3 separate regions of the Mus musculus genome follow, and regions 2 and 3 are each linked to region 1. A link is a contact called in ENCODE Hi-C or POLR2A ChIA-PET data. All regions are on one chromosome and are shown on one strand. Each heading gives the region's core, a stretch centred on a gene start or an enhancer-like site at or near the end of the contact. The rest is flanking DNA. Distances are from core to core; before and after follow the strand shown. Region 1 holds the start of Crlf2 (cytokine receptor-like factor 2). Region 2 holds the start of Pxmp2 (peroxisomal membrane protein 2). Region 3 holds the start of Chfr (checkpoint with forkhead and ring finger domains).

Evidence for each region. Hi-C counts contacts between places; a loop is a spot of excess contacts on that map. ChIA-PET counts read pairs that join two places held with the same protein, here RNA polymerase II (POLR2A).
Region 2: a map of T-helper 2 cell shows a loop between it and region 1 (7-fold over the local background). The contact joins the promoter of Pxmp2 here to the promoter of Crlf2 in region 1. A Hi-C loop is called at or near these places in 1 of 37 maps with a recorded cell type or tissue (T-helper 2 cell). POLR2A ChIA-PET finds 5 or more read pairs at or near these places in 1 of 5 experiments (embryonic stem cell).
Region 3: a map of heart shows a loop between it and region 1 (3-fold over the local background). The contact joins the promoter of Chfr here to the promoter of Crlf2 in region 1. A Hi-C loop is called at or near these places in 4 of 37 maps with a recorded cell type or tissue (Patski, heart and v-Abl transformed pro-B cells). POLR2A ChIA-PET finds 5 or more read pairs at or near these places in 2 of 5 experiments (Patski and embryonic stem cell).

The regions. Positions count from the first base shown.
Region 1 is chr5:109,556,291-109,561,039 of GRCm38, forward strand. Crlf2 (cytokine receptor-like factor 2) reads right to left here and starts at 2,703. Exons shown (of 8, transcript NM_016715.4): 1 at 2,515-2,703; 2 at 1,228-1,324; 3 at 711-877; 4 at 130-272. The coding sequence starts at 2,593.
Region 2 is chr5:110,284,319-110,289,067 of GRCm38, forward strand. Pxmp2 (peroxisomal membrane protein 2) reads right to left here and starts at 1,850. Exons shown (of 5, transcript NM_008993.2): 1 at 1,566-1,850. The coding sequence starts at 1,687. Pole (polymerase (DNA directed), epsilon) reads left to right here and starts at 2,001. Exons shown (of 49, transcript NM_011132.2): 1 at 2,001-2,131. The coding sequence starts at 2,070.
Region 3 is chr5:110,133,605-110,138,353 of GRCm38, forward strand. It overlaps Chfr (checkpoint with forkhead and ring finger domains), which reads left to right and starts at 2,226. Exons shown (of 18, transcript NM_001289577.1): 1 at 2,226-2,330; 2 at 2,447-2,590. The coding sequence starts at 2,458.

The DNA of each region.
Region 1 (4,749 bases), core at 1,453-3,952:
GTCATGGGTGGGGTCAAAGGCCATGCATCTATTGTTAGGGTTGGAAAACGCAGTGTGCGGGGGCAGGAGGTCGCAGGTGGGGTCAGAGGTCACGGAGGGGCCGGCCCTGCCCCCCATGAATTCACTCGCCTGCCAGGCGTCCTCATCGTCATTGCTCTCCCGGTGCTGCACCTCGTAGTCCAGGCCCAGGTAGGAGTGGGCAGGCCAGGAGACAGTCACGTCCCCGTCTGGTGTCCAGAGCAGCGTCACATTCCAAGGTGGGCGGGGCTTCACTGCGGTGGGGAAGGTGGGGGTGGGAGGAGCTGCTGTGACCTCATTTGGCTTAATCCACACCCACCGAGAGTCTGGGTGTTGTGGCGGTGACATCACTTTCTGTCCCACCCCCGCCTGTTTCATGAAGGCCATGCCCATCGGGATGAGGGAAGGGGCGCACTTCAGAGAGCAGGACACGCCTACTTCCCATTCCTAAGAACCACTTTCTGTCTATGCTCCGCCCACCGGAGTCCAAAGGCGCAGCTGTGACATCATCAGAGCACTGCCTAACCCCTGGAGCCCAATTCCGGTATCAAAGACCAACTTCCCGTCTAAGCGCCGCCCAGTTCCTGTTTGCCCCACTCAGTGGGAGTTGAAGAGACATCATCAGGCAACTTCCTGCGTACTTCCGCCCAAGGCCCCGCCCCCTCCCTCCATGTCACGCCCACACCACTCACGCCAGGCGGACGCGCGCTGCCTAGCCTTAAACACCATGGCCCCGCCTCCGTCGCGCAGTGCCAGCTCCAGCAGCCCCGCCCTCGCCGCGGGGAGGATGCACCCGGAAGTGACACCAGCGCCGGACAGGAAATATCGCGGGCAGGGTTGCAGGGCGCCAGTGCCATAACTGCAGAGTCGGGGATTAAGGGGGAAGGATCAGCTGGATGGGAAGTGATGGACCAGAAGTCCCGCCCACGAGCATCTGAATTTCAACACCTCAAACAGAAAGTGATGGGCAGAAAGGAAGTACCGCTCCTTCCTGTCATTCATCAGAGTCTGAAAGGAAGTACCGTCCCTAATCATTTGTCAATCATTAATTAGACAGGAAGTCCCGCCCACTCTTTCAGGCGTTTAAAAGAATGAACAGCAAGTGAGTGAAGAGGAATGAGAGGAAATCCCGCCCCCTCCCATATATCATTCAATGATTCCGACAGGAAGTCACAGACCAGAAGTTCTGCCCCGCCCCCCTTCACTCACCGGAACTCCAGGCTCAAGTTGGCGCCGTGGTGGTCGGGGCCCGAGCCCCACGTGACCTCCACCGTCTCCAGGTCATGGCAGACGACTGTGACATCACCTGCGGGGGCAGGGCGGGGATCAGGGGAGCAGCCCGTGACGTCAGCGCGTTCCAGAAGAGCCATCGCAGCCATTTCCCTGACTCAGACCCTTGGCTAGGGCGCTGGGAGCAGGCCGGGCCTCATTTGCATATGCACTAGGCAGGGGAAGACAGAGGAAGACATTCTGGCTCGTACGCAAATATAGGGAATGAATATGTAAACGAGAGGCCCAAGAACTGTAGCGGTGGGCGACACCTCATTTGCATATTCACAAACAGAGAAAAGGAAAAGGATTGGGGGCTCATGAATATGGAAAGCGCTTCTCGAATATGCAAATGAGCAGCTAGCAAGTCGGAGCCTCATTTGAATATACATGATCGCAAAGAAAGCGGTAGGGAAGCGGGGCTCACCACTATGCAAAGCGACCAATGGATACACAAATGAGCAGGCAGTGAACCAGAGTGGAGATGGACTGGGGAAGCATTCTTTGCATATTCATGAGGGGAAAAGGATGGAAGACTTTGTGGCTGGTGCATATGAGAATAGCAGTATATGATGAGGAGCGGGCAGATTCAATTTCGGAGATCTGAGGTCTCATCTGCATATTCATGATCAGGGACGTTGGAGCAAGACGTTGAGGCTTGTGCATATGTAAATCGTGGGGAAAATATGCAAATGCATAGTGATCCATATGGACAGGGCATCAATTCTATATTCATGAGGGGATGGAAGACAGAAATACATCGCTCATGAATATGTGTATCTCCCGATGGATATGCAAATGAGAAGCGATGAGTGAGAACTCGGTAGGGGCGAAGCGTTATTTGCATATAAGCGGGAAAGCTGTATATGAATATGCAAAGAAGGAGCGGCCCAGAGGCCTTATTTGCATATTCAGGAGGAGGAGCGAGATTGTGGCGGCAGCACTATGCTAATGAGGTCAAGGCGGGGTTTAGGTCTCATTTGCATATTACTGAGGAGAAAGCGCCGAGCGTAGGGGGGGAGGGCGGGGCTCATGCATACGCAAAGATCAAAATGAATATGCAAACGAAGCGCTATCCGATCGCCCTTAGGAGGGCCAGAGGCCTTATTTGCATATTCATGATGGGACGAAAAGCAATGATGGGACGAAAAGCAACTTGGTAGCTCTTGCTCGGGCCCCGCCCACCGCGGCGATTGACAGGCAGCCCCGCCCCCGCTCACTCCTCACCCCGTGACGTCACCGCCGCCGCCGCCGCTGCCGCCGCAAGGAGCCGAGGCAGGAGGATGACCGCGAGTGCCCATGCCATGTCGCCGGCGGGGCCGCGGACGCTGCAGTGATTGACAGCTGGTTCGGTCCGAGCCGGTCCGAGTCGAGGGCGCCCAGGCCGCTTAGAGCCGAAAACGGGAAGCCGGGGGCGGGGGTTGGGGCGACGGGGCGGGGCCACGGCAATAAACGGATGCGGCGACTCACCGACATGGGCGTGGCCCGGCTTCCTCTTCCCATCAATCACCCGGATAGGGGGAAGCGGGGGGGGGGCGGGGGGGGGGGGGTGGACTCCGCGTGCGCCCCGACCACGCCCCTCGCGGCCTGTCCCCGCCCCCAAACCTCCAAGGCCCCGCCCCCGCCCATCTAATCTGCCCGGCTCTTGTGGTGCTTTTTAAGGCTTACTTGTAAATAATAAAAATTGTGTGTCTTTTATCCAAAAACAGAAGGGAGGTGTTGCTCCCATATGTCTGTTCCTCTCTACTTCTTTGTTCTGTCATTTGGTTGCACATTGACCTCACCAAGATGGAGGTGGCTGGCCATCGTGTGACTTTCTGTTCCAGGTCACTTCTGCTTCTCCCTTTCCCAGTCTCTAGGTGGCCCAGCACAAAAGTAAATCGCTTTGTTGAAACTTAAATGGTATGTAAATATTAGATAATAGTGAACATATCTTTTTCTTTGTCTTAACAAAAGTCGTACTTAATCATACAAAGATTTTAAGTAATATACAAATTTGAACTTACAAACAGGGCAGCACTGTGCATTGTTACACCAATTACTAAAGTTTGGTGGAAAATGGTTTCATTCATAAGGACACAAACCTGAAGATGTTGAGAACCGGGGATCTCAATTGAGAAATGGCTACCATCATATTGACCTGTGGTTTTGTGAGTAAGCCATGTACTTAATTAATGATTAATATAAGGTTACCCTACTTTCTGTGAACAGTGACACCTCTAGGTGCGTTGTTCTTGTGATTTTGAGGCCAGCCTGGTCTACAAAGTGAGTTCCAGGACAGCCAGGGCTACACAGAGAAACCCTGTCTCAAAAAACCAAAAAAAAAAAAAAAAAAAGAAAGAAAAGAAAGAAAGAAAGAAAAAAGAAAGGGCACTGCAGCCCTTCCAGTCGGCACCAGCTCCGGGTCACCTTGTGCACAAACTCTGCAGACGGTCCCATGGTCCCCAGAGGACTCTCCACACAATCTTAGGATCACTGGTGAGTGGAACAAAACATCTGTTCCTGCTGCAGACAAACCTCAATTGGGTCATCGATCTGCAGGGAACGAGGTTCCAGTACTTACAGGCAAGCAAGGAGTTGGCATGGATAACAAATAAATATGGACACAAGGGAGTGTGTATCTGGATTATTTTCTCAAAGCAAGCACCAGTCTTTTTGTTTGGTTGGTTTTTGTTTTTTGATTTTTTTTCGAGACAGGGTTTCTTTGTATAGCCCTGGCTGTCCTGGAACTCACTTTGTAGACCAAGCTGGCCTCAAACTCAGAAATCCACCTGCCTCTGCCTCCCCAGTGCTGGGATTAGAGGCGTGTGCCACCACGCTCAGCACCAGTCTTATAATACAGAAGAAAAACAAGAAAGCTGATGGATACATTCATCAAGGTACACTGTTTCTTAACACAAAACAAAGAAAATGCATACATAAAAAGATGGCGGGAGCCAGGCAGTGTTTACAACTGAGAATAGGAACAACCCTAATTAAGATCAGCTAAACACAGGAGCCAGGTGAATGCTCTGATGCAATGCTAGTCTATTGTTAAACCCACCACCAGGGCTCCTTTAGTAAATACCTGATTATCCTATTCCTCTGGGCCTAGTGAACAACTTGCACCAGGGGAATTCCATTTTACTAACCCTTTCATGAATAATACCGCAACCCACCTATTTCCTAGGCCATTGTGTATTCCTGTTTATGGATGTGACTTGGCTATTGTTTTAAGTAATTACTATGCAGACTAGCCTTGAGCTTTTCTAGCTCTGTTCTAGTAAATAGTAATGCCTGATTATTTTCACTGTCTCTACTAGAGGTAAATTTGAATGTTACTGAATAGGAAACATTCTTACTGAATTGCAAGCTCAGGGTAGGCTTCAAGGACTTTCTAGGACATTGGAACACTGGTAGAGGCTTATCTATATGTCAAAATCAATCCTTAAAGGCACTTAAAACAATACAGAAAGAAAGCAC
Region 2 (4,749 bases), core at 600-3,099, 730 kb after region 1:
TTTTTGTTTTTTTGTTTTGTTTTTGAGACAGGGTTTTTCTGTATACCCCTGGCTGTCCTGGAACTCACTTTGTAGACCAGGCTAGCCTCGAACTCAAAAATCTGCCTGCCTCTGCCTCCCGAGTGCTGGGATTAAAGGCTTGTGCCACCACGCCTGGCTCTTAGTTTCTTTTTATGTTGCAAAATGAACAAAAACCAAACCAAACAAAAAATGAGACAAAGGCAACTTAAGAGAACAATGGCTTATTTCAGCTCCCAGTTAAAGGTTCAAGTCCATCAAGGCAGAGAAGTGAAGGCAACAGGAGGTTGAAGGATCTCCTCACAGCACACCCACAATGAAAAGAGAGAGAAAACGCGTGCGGTTCAGCTAGCTCACTTTTTCCACTTCCAGTCAGACACCAACTAGGAATGGTGGCGCCCCTAGTGGGCAGATCTTCCCAGCTCAAAGAAGATAATCAAGATAAGCCCCTCAGGCATGCTTAATTCCTAAATGTTATCAAGTTGACAACTAGCTTTAACCACCACAGCTGTCTTCTAAAAAGCTATAAATCCAAAACTTTTAGTATGGATCATAAGGACCCTCTTGACTTGACCCCTGGTTACCTCTTCCTATCTACTCTCCCTGGTCATTTTCTCCACCAGAGTCCTTCTCTTCACCCCTCCGACATTCTCTGAATTCTTCCCCCAGAACTTTTACACTTACTGTGCCCTGTAAACAACCGCTTCTCTTCTCTGTGCTTCTGACCAACGTCAACAACCCAGGAGAAATTTCCCTAACTGCTCTAAGTTATACATTTATCTGCCTTTTGCGGGGGTGGGGTGGGGTGGGGTGGGAAGATGGACTCGTTCTTCTTAGCTCCGAGAGAAGTCTATGCGCCTGTTCTGATCACAGCTATGTGCCCGCGCACAGGAAGCACTCTGCACACACTTATGGAAAAGCTAAGTTAATACAGAACCTACAAAATGCACTAATGGAAATGAACAGAAACAGGGATATCTCGTTAGGAAACCGAACGATGTAATTCAAAGGGCAGAGTTCACCAGCGACCGTGCCTGGGTTGCTCAGGGTTAGAATGTGTCCCTGACTCGCGGGTCTTCACAACACTCAGACTGCAAAGGCTAACTAATGCTTGGGACCCAACACACAAACAGCACTTACTGGCTAAGCAGAACGGGGTCGCACCTTAAGGAAGAACTCTGCCTTCCTCCACAGCAGTGGTTCTCAACCTTCTTATCGCTGTGACCCTTTAATAATACAGTTAGCTCCTCATGGTGTGGTCACCCCAACCATAAAATTACTTTCACTGCTACTTCTAAACTGTAATGCTGCTACTGTTGTGAATCATAACGTAAATATCTGATATACAGGATATCTGATACGTGACCCCCTGTACAAAGGTCGTTCAACCTTTAAGGGGTTCCCGACGTACAGGCTGAGATCCACTGCTGCTCGGGCAATATCTGAGCTGCTTGGTCTGCAGACGCCCCCTCTCTTAACCTCCCCTGCAGGAGAGTCTCCCCTGTCGGCACCCCTCCTTTTCACCCCACTTCCCAGTAGGCGCCCACCTGCTGACTGCTTTGGTGAGCACCGGGTAGAGCTTTAGGAGCAGCAAGTATTGGGCGAGCGCTCGCTTGGGAAGCGACCCGAGCTCGGATTCCACCCGCAGCCTGGACGCCGCAGGTGCCATCGCGGTCCGGATGTCTAAGTCGCCCCGGGCGCCCACCCAACAGCTAGGCAGTCGGGCACCCGGCCCGGGACACAGGGCACAGGGCGGGGACGGCCTGACATTTTCTGCCCTTCCTCCGCCCTCAGCGAGCCCGGCCGTCCCGCCACGCGCGCGGCCAGCTAGTGCACTCTTTTCCCCCGGTCCCTGCGACCCACCCTCTGCGCTCGCCGGAGGATTGGAGAGCCGAGGGGCGGGGCGGGGCGGGGCGGGGCGATGGGGGCGGGCCCCGGCTAGGTCCATCTGAGGCCGCGCCTTCTCATTGGCCGAAGCCGTAGCCTCGCGAGAGCACGTGGAGAGCGCGCCAAATTCTCCCCGGAGCCTGAGGGAGCTTTGGAGCGTCGCAATGGTCCTGAGGAACAGTGGACGGAGGCACCCCGAGCCGGGCGCGGATGGCGAAGGCAGCCGGTGAGAGCCGGTGTCCTGCTGCCAAGGCGCTGGCGGTAGCCGCGGCCGGAGCAAGCTTGGGCGGGCGCGGTGTCCGGGGGTTCAGGGGTGGGGAAAACAGCGGGCCCGGCGCGCGGCGCGGAGGACAGGGCGGGCTCCCGTCTTCGCCCTGTGTGGTTTCCGTAGTTTTTATTGAGATGCTAAACTCAACTCCGTGGCCCAGGCTGCTTCTCTAGAAATATCTGTGCCTGCCCTGTGACTTGACTAGGGGTGAACATCTATTCTCATCAGACAAGAAGGGAACGGGGAAAGTAAAGGAAGATTCTGTCTAGACCAGCTCGGCGAAGTAAACCAATTTATTAAACCAAAAGCCGAAACCCTTACGCATCACATCAGCAAGAGATTCTAGAGTATGGTGACAAAGGAAACTGATGTGGATATCGTATATAGAGATTGGTGACACTGTGGCAGAATAAGACTCTGTATCAGGGGCTGGTGAGATGGCTCAGTGGGTAAGAGCACCCGAGTGTTCTTCTGAAGGTCCAGAGTTCAAATCCCAGCAACCACATGGTGGCTCACAACCATCCGTAACAAGATCTGACTCCCTCTTCTGGAGTGTCTGAAGACAGCTACAGTGTATTTACATATAATAATAAATAAATCTTAAAAAAAAAAAAAAGACTGTGTATCAGAATGTGAGCACTCATTGAGTGGAAGCCCGGTTAGAGCTGAATAGTGATAGTGTTTTCCTATTATATGTGAAGCTCTGGGTTTGCTGTACAACACCTGCATAGCAGCCAGGGTAATTGACCTGGACCAGTAAGCGGTTCTTCAGTGACAGGTTCCTGAGAGAGTGATGGCCAGGGGGATGAGGAGGAGATGGAGAAGATAAGAGCATTCAGGATCAGGAGGTGTCACACAGAGTGATGGCTCATGCAAGCAAGTTTATTAGGAAGTACAGCATCTTTTTTTTTTTTTGATGTATTTACTTATTTTATGTATGTGAGTACTCTGTAGTTGTCCTGTCTTAAGACACACCAGTCAGATCACATTGTAAATGGTTGTGAACCACCATGTGGTTGCTGGGAATTGAACTCAGGACCTTTGGAAGAGCAGTCAGTGCTCTTAACCACTAAGCCATCTCTCCAGCCCCAAGCCATTTCTTCAAGCCCCCAAGTACAGTGTCTTACATAGAGGTTTTGTACCTCTATGGAAAGGTGGGTGGGACAGTGTCATAGAGCAGGTAGCAGCCTTGGGACAGAAAACCATAGCCCCTTAAGGATGAGAAGAGATGATTTCTTAGGATCCGGATCCACAGCGCCCTCAAGGCCCTGGTTCTCAGGCTATTACTTGCTCTACCAAGCTCATTCCTGATTTAGAAAAAGGAGCTATGTTCTTTTTCATACATCCAAGCCTCAGTCTAACAGTAACAATAGTTACTGTGTTGACTTCTTCATGTCCATGATGCCATGGAAAGACACGTGAGGTGGGCAGTACTCATACTGTTATGTTCATGCTAGACTTCAGTTTAGAGATGAGAGATGTGAAGTACTTTATCTACATTTACAACTATTTGATGTGCATATATAAATATATATTTTACATATATTAGATTTTATGCATTATATAATTATGTTATTACATGTGGCATTGTATGTTGTATATATAATATATACTTTATATATTACATGTGTATATGTAGCTAGAAGTGCAATACAGAACCTCACATACTCTACCACTAGGACATATCATCAACTAAGGACGTGCCCTTAGTCATTCAACTTTGCCATGTACTTGAGCAGATGGAAAGTTGTTGCTGCATAAATAAATAAAACCTTTTAGAAACCTTTTGTTTTTAAGAATTTGGTTATATTCACACACATACCCTACTCCTCTCAATTCTTCCCATATATAACCTTTTCCAACTTAGAGACCATATATGTATGTATGTATGTATGTATGTATACACATGCACACACACACATATATATATTTAAATAACCCAATTTGTCCACCTGTGTACTCTTAGCAATAGCTTTTAGCTTATGCTTATGCTTTATGCCCCATGTGCTTTATGTGGATTGGCTCGTGAAATCGTTAAATCAGTCCTGTGAGGTGAGCATGTTTCCTTGAAGCTGTAGGTAGTGGTAAAGATTGGGCTTTATATGTAACTGCCTCCGTATTCATTGAATGAGGAACTAGATGGCCCTCTTCATAGGTGCTATCATGAAAATGAACTGAGAATGTATGCTCAGAGCGCTTTCACACTGTCTGAGGTAATCTGTAAGCAGTCTTCTTTGGTACTTTCATCTTTTAGATTTTTGTACTATGGCTGAATAAAAAGTAAGGTAGACAGCTTAGAGGAACCCGTATTAAGAGGAGGTAGCATCTGGGTAAACAGTTTTCTAGTCTATTTTACCAACTTACTCATTGGAATGGTATTTAAAGGCCAGGGAGTTTTGAGGTGGGAGTTGCTTTTGTTGTATTTTTCCTAGAAATGCTGTTTTTTGTTGTTGTTGTTTTCATTGAGCCTTCTACCAGCCTTGATGTTTTTTCAGGAATGTATATGCCATACCATATCAGAAATACATAAACATCAAACGTGGTGGTACACACTTTTAATCCCTTGAGAAACAGGC
Region 3 (4,749 bases), core at 976-3,475, 580 kb after region 1:
GTATGGAATGCGTCTACACAAACTATCATCTACAGACTCACTAATTCCACCATCGTTGTACTCTATGCAGTGTTGTTTTCGATCAAGGAATTCACACCAAATGAAGTGCACCCTGGCTCCATGAGCATGGAATTCATGGGTCTTGCTATGCAGGGAACATCAATCTAGGATTTATTTTTATTTGAATGATAGAACCCGGAATGATACAATTACAGTATTATGCACCACATAACAACAATCTAGTTAATGATATTACCAGTTGTGACTCTGAAGGATTGTAATGAAACTTTAAAATTCCTATGGTCTAGTATTAATATTGTCTCTTTTCTATGTTTAGATGCACAGATTCCATTACAAATATTTAAAATTGTTAAGGCTTAGGTAAAATGTAAGGCCTAGTAACAGTTTCCTGACTAGTGTGCCATTCATTATAAGCAAACTTTCTCATATGTTTTTTGTTTGTTTGTTTGTTTTGTTTTGTTTTGTTTTGTTTTGTTTCAAGACAGGGTTTTTCTGTATAGCCCATAGCCCTGGCTGTCCTGGAACTCACTTTGTAGACCAGGCTGGCCTCGAACTCAGAAATCCTCCTGCCTCTGCCTCCCAAGTGCTGGGATTAAAGGCATGCACCTGTTTTTGCTGTTAATAGGAAACTTTCTAATGCCAAGTTGATTACATAGTCTGTTATGTTCTATACCCTTGGAAACCAATTGTGTTAGATATCAGTAGAACTGTGTCATTTGCAATAAGCTTGGACCTGAACCAACCACTCAATAGCTCTTCCTGCACCTGTGTATAAACTTTCATGGTATAAGCTGTCCCTAGGATGAACCCCAACATAAGAGAGACACCTGCACCAATATAAGAAATTATTTGGAATAAGACTTTCATTTTGACTAGTGGCCGAGTAAAGTTTAAGTTCCTAAGGCCTATTGGGAATTGACATCCTACTTGGCAGAAAGAAATATGTACATGGGTACTGTGACAAGTTAGGACATGAATGTTAGGTAAGTCAAGTCCCTGCAAGTTGAGTACCCAGATCAATGGGAGCAGGGTACATATACAACAAAGACAAGTTCCTAAGTAAACCCTCTATCCCTAAATCCTGATTGGTGGAATAATTTAGCACAGATGTTTGTGGATTTTAGGCTTAAAAACTCTATATAATCTTAACTGGGGGGTGGGGGTGAGGGTCACAGTTCAGTTCCCAAATGTGAACAGTGGCCCAGCCAATCACATTAGAGATTACCTAATATCCACCCCCCAATAAGAAGGCCCACACACCCTTGACTGCGGACACCATTTCAAAAAATGTGACCCACATACTGCTTGTTTCTTCAGAATAAACGCTCTTTGTCTTTGCATATTATCTATGTCTGGGGTCTTCTTCGGCGATTTTCAGACCGGTACAAATCCATGTTCCCGGAGGCAGCCACTGCTACTTTTATATCCTTTCAAAAGTATTTGAGTAAATCTTTGTAGACATAGGCAAAGACGCATTTCCACATATATTTACAAATGTGTCTGTGTATGTGTTTTCTTTTTACAAAACAAACAAACAAACAAACAAACAAACAAACAGATGTTTAATACTTTTTTGAAGCTGTTCACCAGCAAAGACATTACTCCGAGCTGCTCAAGAACCACTGTGTGTGGACTTTGCTTCTCTGTCTTCAGTGACTTTCTTCCAGGGCATTGTTTTTGCCAGTGTTTCTCTCTCACCGGGGGGTCACCAACATGCTTGTAGCATACAACTCGGGAATGACACAAGATCCTAAGAAACAGGATTTAAAGATACCGCAAATCAGCCCTCAGAGACGAGTTACCTGTTTCTATTCTAATTGACATCTTAAATTATGCTCCTTGCGAAGGGCTGGCCCACTGTACCAAGCTTTCACATTTTGTAATCTGACGTGTGAAAATAGCACCTTATCTCGGAATTACAAGTGAGGTTTTAAGGACCTTCCGATCTATAAGTTACTCGGTCTTTTTTTTTTTTTGGCCCGAATCTAACATGGTGCCCTCCACAGCTACTTCCGTGCTTTTGCAGGAAGGTAAGTGCGCCTGCCTGCCAGCATCAAAGATGGCAACAAGGTGCACATTCTCTCATCTGCGCAGGCTCCGATCGCTCCGCCCCGCCCCCTCCGGATAGCCTTTTCTGGCACCGCTCTAGCCGTCGCTCTCGGTGGGCACGGCCGCCAGCCAATCACAGGGCGTACCGCTCTGCTCCCCTCCCCCTCGCCTCCCGTGGATCAGCTGGGGTACCCGAGATGTCTGTTGACAGCGGTGGCGGCGACTGTAAGGCCGGTTCCGGGATCCGCGCAGGGCGTGGGGTAAGCTGGCCGGCGGGTGGGGTCCTGGCTGGGGAGGCAGGCGGCGGCCAGGCTATAGCAGCGGTGCTGAGCGTTTTTTAAGTAGTCCCTGAGCCGGCGTTTCTGGGTCTCTGTAGATGTGAGTCCTATGGAGCTACACGGGGAAGAGCAGCCGCCGCCGCCGCAGGAACCCTGGGGGAGGCTTCTTCGTCTAGGCGCAGAGGAGGACGAACCCCAGATCCTTCTTTGGAAACGCGAGTGGACCATCGGAAGGAGGAGAGGTGCGGTGGCCAGAGTGGAGTGAGGACGAGGATAAAGGCTAAAGGGGTAGACAGGGATGAAGCATAGGGACCTAAAGTGGGTACCCAACTGAGAGGAGACCGAGGGCCTAGAACAGGATCGAAGACCTAGTCAGAGTGGGTTTAGATGGGGAAACCGACAGGGGGTTTGAAGTGGGAAAAGTACCCGGCTGGCGATACAGAAGCTACTGGAATTCGGGGGGTGTGTGTGTGTGCACTGTTTTTCAACCCCCCCCCCCCCCCATAAAATGGGCTTATTTATTTGTGCAGTTGCTCTTCTGGATGCTTGATGATGGATATCAGTCAGTTCTCAGTACAACTTTGTGAAATAGATCTGTAAATATATCCTTCGAAATACGATCTTGTCCTCATTACTGTACACTTCTCTTTCTCAATGAAATGCAATTAGAAATTATTAACAAAAGGAAAACTGAAAAAAGGTATGTAGAAATTTGACACCACTGTTAAAAGGTTGACGGGTGAAAAAAAATAAACCACAGGGACTTTAGAAAAAATGTTTTGTGACAAATGAGAACAAAGAATATGCTGGAAGACTAGGACACTGTTAAACCAGTGCTCTGAGGGCAACTTATAATGGCAGGGTTTCTATTTGAAAAGATCTCAAAGTCCCAGGAAATAGAATAATTTATTTAATGAACTTAGGAAACTGAGAATTTGAACAAAGTTATACACAGATCCCAACATCGATTGCTTTGGGTCAAGGACATACATTTCTTTTTTTCGTTTGTTTTTGTTTTTGTTTTTTTTGGGGGGGCGGTTATGAGGCAGGGTTTCTATGTATAGCCTTGGCTGTCCTGGAACTCACTCTGTAGACCAGGCTGGCCTCAAGCTCAGAAATCCACCTGCCTGTGCCTCCCGAGTGCTGGGATTAGGACATAGATTTCTATAACTTGTGTCCACCTTATTTTGCTAGGAGGATTGATAAAATCTTACATGAACTGCTTGTGTGTAACCTAGCTTTGGACTCGGAGAGAGCTTAGATGGTAAAGTGCTTGAGGACCTGAGTTCAAATCCCCAGAGCCTATGTAAAAAACTAAGTGTGGTGGTACATGACTAGTCCTAGTTGTGAGGAGGCAGAGACAGAAGGAGCCACGTTTGCTTGCTGGGACTACTTTTGCAGACTTCTTGAGCTCTAGGCTCTCATTGAGAGACCCTGTCTGCCTCTGCAAACATGATCATGTGCACATGCATACACATACATTAGAGAGCCTCTCACCATAATACACATATCAAGACACTGCATTGCATGTTAAAACAAAAAACAAAAACCTGCTTTCTAATAGAAATGCTTTTAATAATTACTTTCACTAACAATGTAAAGGTCACTGCACTAGTTTGCTGATACTATGTGGAAGGCTAAAACTAACCCCTGGAGGTTGTTCTCTGATCTTCACACTAAAAGTTTTACGGGATTTTAAATGGAATTGACTTTGAATGCCAGAGGAGAAGAAAAGTAGTGTCTTTTTTTTTTTTTTTTTCTTACTTTTTTTCTTTTTTGGTTTTTTGAGGCAAGGTTTTCCTGTATAACAGCCCTGGCTGTCTTGGAACTTCCTTTGTAGACCATGCTGGCCTCAAAGTCATAGAGATCTGCCTGCTTCTGCCTCTCAAGTGCTGGGATTAAAGGCGTGCGCCACCACAGCACAGAATCTTCTAACTCCTGCTTTTTTCTGTCTCCTCAAGCCAGTGTCACTGGCAGATACCCTCACCATGACTTTCTACAGCTTCCACTAGTTGTCAGTTACTTCCTCTTTCAGGGGCCTGGGTAGAACCTGTGAACCCAGCATCCATGGGGCCTTCCCTAGCTGGGCCATGTCTGTGTCTTACCTTTTCATGTACTCATCTTCTTCTTTGGTGCCTAAGTTGTGTCTGCGTGTTGGCTGGGTCTGTTGAGCTATTGGCAGGGAATGCAAAGATCACTATGTAGAAACTCAGTGACTGTCAGACCAGAGTGAGCAGAAGGCTAATAATAGTAGCAGGGGCTTGAGGCCTTCTGTGACCCATCAACCACTACTGCAAGACCATGGAGGGCTTTAGAACAAGATTCTTGCTGCCTTTATTGGCAGCTCTAGATTTGAGCACAGATGGGTAATACCCATCTAGCTGCTGGTGATGTCTGAATC